Regions from separate parts of the Homo sapiens genome. Here region 1 is linked to region 2. Evidence: read pairs that join two places in POLR2A ChIA-PET (ENCODE). Cell type or tissue: PC-9. All regions are shown on one strand.

The links. Peaks named below come from ENCODE experiments on the same cell type or tissue, not always from the same donor. Only the 100,000 strongest peaks of a DNase experiment are listed, where the experiment ranks them.
Region 1: POLR2A ChIA-PET joins it to region 2 with 12 read pairs; 6 of 35 experiments call an interaction of 5 or more read pairs at or near these places.

The regions. Positions count from the first base shown.
Region 1 is chr3:98,891,876-98,894,375 of GRCh38, reverse strand. All of the region lies in intron 1 of DCBLD2 (discoidin, CUB and LCCL domain containing 2), which reads left to right. Among named protein-coding and RNA genes, the nearest start is that of DCBLD2, 8.6 kb to the left of the region's middle. In PC-9, no CTCF peak of the experiment used is centred here; no DNase peak of the experiment used is centred here; H3K27ac peaks cover 639 bases.
Region 2 is chr3:98,740,567-98,743,066 of GRCh38, reverse strand. It overlaps a transcript of ST3GAL6 not described here. Among named protein-coding and RNA genes, the nearest start is that of ST3GAL6-AS1, 9.2 kb to the right of the region's middle. In PC-9, no CTCF peak of the experiment used is centred here; a DNase peak (open chromatin) is centred at 1,476.

The sequences.
Region 1 (2,500 bases), 150 kb before region 2:
CCCCCTAGTTTTTGTTCTCGTAGTTGCCTGTCTCCTTTTTCTTGCCAGTGGATGTTGCTGGGGAGCATTCAGGTAGCTTCACTAATCTGGTGTAATAGAAAAGTAATGAGAAATGGAGGCTGGAACGTATTGTGGAGGACTTCCCATTGAGGGGCAGACTGAGGAGTTTGTATCTGCGATGTTAGGCCTGACATTAGCCTCAGGTGCTTCCTCTTTCACCTGGTTCATTTGTCTGTCACTAGGTTTGGTTATCTCTTCTCAACTCAGGCACCCCAAATCCATCATCTCAACAATGCTCTTTCCGTGATCTTGGACAGTTCCCAAACTTGGGCCCATGTGATAATCCCCATTCTCTGCTTTCTCTGGTTCTGGATAGCTCATAGTTACAAGATTAAGTCATGTGGTCATCGTGATTAGATCTGCCACAAATGAGGTCTGGCTAATCAAGTCCCAAGTGGGGATTACTGCTTAGCAGACTATCTCACTTTGTAAAGCTGATTTGTACAGCCGAACTCCTGCCCTGCTCCTAATCCTTGCACAGTATGACTTCCTCCTGACTGAAACCTTGTCCTCTTCCTCTTTATCAGAGCACTGCTACATTGGGGAATGTGAATTTTGTTTTGGCATGCTTTACACTTTGATGGCACTTTTACTTTATATCTGGAAACATGCTCAAAATGCCACTGGCTTTTACATATCTCTTTTTTCATTGCTTTGTGGTACCTTGTATCTCTGCTTTTTTCAGTGACGAGCTTTCTAAATGGTAATCTACATTTGTGCTGTATATTTTCTTAGTGACTGGCACACAGCAGATATTTGTTAAATTGTTAATTTATTTTTTAACCCTTGCAATAAAAAAGCAAGGGTTTTGTTTCTGCTTTACTGAAACTGTCATTTACACTGTCAGATTTTTGTTTGTTTTGGTTTTTGTTTTAGTTTGAAAAACCAAGCAGCTTTGCCTATCTTTATTATTGGTTTCTTTTTTTTTTTTTTCTTACTACAGTGGTCTTTGAAAATCTGGAGGCTTTGGACTTGGACATACCTGGATTTAAATAATAGCCTTGTTGAACTTGACATCCAGTTACTACTCTAAATATTTTAAAATATGTAACTCATCTTTCTTTTTAGACTGTAACGAGGGCTGGGATTGAATCTGGGTAGCAAGTAAATTTTTGTTCAATGAATGAATCAATATGTCAAAGAAAATTTTGTTTCATTTTACTCTGCAGTTAAAATTTCCATTTTTATATGTTTCCGTTCCACTAAGACTCACTTTTCCATCCCTCTTCCCTTTATCCCCAATTATTGTTCCACCCCCAGCTCAGTGAGAGGAGTCAGAGCATGCAATAGAGGAATGTGGCAGAAAGGCATGACTGTCTCCAGCCCACCCAAATCTTAATGTGAGTTCTGTGCTCTCCTTTTTGACCTTTGCTCTGCCTCTTCAGCCTTCTGCCTGTTGGTGTGCTTCAGTGTTTTTTGATCCCCACCATCTCAGATCATTTTATCTCTTCTTTCCTGATATACCTTTGTTTCTGTCTACTCTTGGCATCCTAAAAGCCAGCTTTATAGGTCTGGATGTGAGGTGGACATTCTTTTGCATGCATGGAGGAAGAGTGTTTTAGTTAGGACTTTTGAGGTTATAGAGAACAGAAATCCATATCTGATTAAGGTAGAAGGAGAAACTATTGGGAGGATTGAGAGGGGAAGGCAGGAATGCAGCTAGACTTCAGGAACCAAGGACTCAGCTTAGTTCTTCCCTCTTGTTTCAGTCTGGCTTTCTCTTTGTGGAAGGAATCATGGCTGCTGGCAATCCCGAAGGCTTACGGTTTTAACACGGAGAAATTCTGTATTTTCCCTATTGTACAAGGTCCAGGAAAGGGTGAGTTGGCCCTCACATTGACCCAGTGTGATTCAGTACCCACCCTTGGACCAGTCAAATAACCAGGGGGCATGAGGTCATATTAAAACTGTTGGGAAACTGCAGAGCACCTTCCAGAGAAGGATAAGGCAGGGTACTAGATAAACAGAGGCATCCTCTTCTAGGAGAAAGAGTGTTACATTTATAAAGAGACCACTGTATTTTAAAGAAGTTCTTACTGAACCTTTACATTTATCTTGGGAGATGGGTGGTGGTATCCTCATCCGTGAGGTAGTTGCATCCTCACCAGTATACTGGTTAGGGTATGTAAGCTTGTGGCAGTTAAGTGTCCAGGATCTTGAAAACTGGCATGTCTAGAATTTGAATCTAAGTCTGTTGGACTCCAAAGCCTATGTACTTTCTAATGTGTTAGTTGTCTACCATAACATTAGTTTAGGCTTATTTCTCATTCAACAGCATGTGCTAAGAGCCTTGTATGTTTTATTTCTGTGTGTATGCTTATAAAGGTGAGTAGAATGCATTGCCTTTCTAACCAAATTTTATAGGTTGGTATGGTAACCTGACATAAATATGCATAATTAAGCATATTAAGTACAGAAAGATATTATTATGGAAATAGGG
Region 2 (2,500 bases):
ACGATATTCCAGCCTGGGCGACAGAGCAAGACCTTGTCTCAGAAAAAAAAAAAAAAAAAAAAAAAAGAGCCTGGCATGGTGGCTTATGCCTGTAATCCCAGCACTTTGGGAGGCTGAGTCGGGCAGATCACCTGAGGTCGGGAGTTTGAGACCAGCCTGACCAACATGGACAAACCCCGTCTCTACTAAAAATACAAAAAAATTAGCCAGGTGTGGTGGTACATGCCTGGTATCCCAGCTACTTGGAAGGCTGAGGCAGGAGAATCGCTTAACCCAGGAGGCGGAGGTTGCTGTAAGCCAAGATTGCGCCACTGCACTCTTGCCTGGGCAACAAGAGCAAAACTCCATCTCAAAAAGAAAAAAAAAAAAAAAGAAAGAAAGAAAAAGAAAAATATAAGGGCCAAGAAGTCTGTATATTTGAATCAGTAGATTGGCAACTTCTATAGGCAAATCCATGAGTGATAATTAAAAAGTTGTTTGGTAAGCATGGACCCCTCAATAAGGGTATGATCTCCCCTGCACAGTGCTGCAAATATGCTGATATTCTGCTTTGCTCTGTTTTCCTAGCCTCCTTGCAGACCTCTCCCTGACATTCCACTTTCAGGCTAATTAAAGTTCAAGTAAGTTATAGAGTTGTTTCTTTCACATCTAATTCTTCTCTGGGAATTTTAAGCTCTTGCGGTTAGGGTGTTTTGGGTCCTAATGCTTAATTTCCAAGGAAGAGGAAACACCACAAAAAGACAGAGTTAAAATCTACTGGACAACACTCAAACTTAGAAAACATATTTTTGGAGTAAAAATGTAAAATTTTTTAGAGCTAAATATTAACATCAGGTATTGCATAAGCTATGAATAACACATTGATATATCAAATCAAAGGAGTGGAGAGGGGAAGGAAGTCAAAACTTAATTGCAATGCCAACAAAGAAATACAAACCAAATATTGATGAAAATGTATTTGTACATTGTCATACACATAATTGTGTAAAATGAAGCTGTGAATAGAAAGCACTTGGCTTTCTACTGTGTAAAATATATGAAGAAGGTACTGAAAGGTTCGAGGCCACACATTTGTAGTGATCCTCTTGACTCTTCTCATTGGATGTCTCAATCCCGTCAAATCCCATCTCTACTATCAAACTTCATACAGAATCCCCCACCTCAAAAGTCACAAATGACACTTCACATTTCTATCCTTCACTCAAGTTATTAAAAGTGAGAGTGCTAAATATCAATTATATATTAACTTAACTAATGTTTTCATCATATTCTGGTGACAACAGCAATTGGAAGGAATGTATTACATGCCATATTGTAAGCCCCAAGTCCAAATTTAGAAGCAACATGTAGAATTTACCTGTTATAAATTGTTTATATAGACCTACCTCCCTAAGTGCCTTATAGAGAGATATAAATATATAAGCCATAGGCCTCTAAGTCTGATCCAGCTGGCTCCTACGGCCTGTCCTGCCTTATCTCCTGAAATGCTTGACTCTTGACTCATCTCCTGAAATGCTTGACTCTAGTAACACCAAACTTTGTGCACTTCTCAATCCTTCTTGGCAGTTTCATGTCTCAGCGCCTTTGGTCATACTGTTCCTGCTGCCCGGAATGTTCTCCCTCTCCTCTCACCCTGCCCCCCAATTCCCCTCCCACAACATTCCCACTCCCCAATATAAATTGGAATAATCTGTTAGGATTCTGTTCTTCAAGGAGGACTTCCCTTTCTATCTCTACCCTGCATCTGGATGATGACATAGGAGTCCAAGAAAGCATATGTAAAGCTGTTTCAAGATCAGAGATAACTACAGTGTTTCTATGTTTTGAACCATAAAAAAAAAAAATCTCAGATTTCAAGAACATTCGGAGAGAACGGTTTTTGCTCCTTAAGCCTAGTTTATTCTGAAAAATTCATAGCTCTATTCAACCTACAGATTTTCTCTCCCTAACTCCACTTGAAAGCATATGTACATACATGCATGCACACACACACACACACACACACACACACACACTGAATCCCTCTACTATATGCCCATGGATCCCTTTATAATAGCAGAGTACTTGGCATATGATAGATGCAAAGTATTTGTTGCTGTTCGCTGAAGAATGATGAAAGAAATATAATAACATAGGTAGATTAACATAGTCCAAAGGGAAGCCAGGTGCTAAGAGGAAACAGATCTGAGAAAAAATTAGAGGTATATAAGAACAATCAGAAAGGGTTTCTGGGGAAAGTCAATTTTTAACTAATTGAGGAAGAATAGAATTGTCATAATAGCTATAAAAACAGAGTTATAATAGTAATAGTGGCAGATAACACTGATTAAATATTTGATATTTGGCAGAAACTATGCTCAAATATTTGTATGTGTTTTTTTCATTATCACAATTACTGTGATGTGGATATTATTTCAAATTTATAGATAAGGAAAGTAAGGCTCAGAGAAGTTAGGCTATTTGTTCGGAGTCATGCAGTGATAAGTTATGAAGCTGGAAA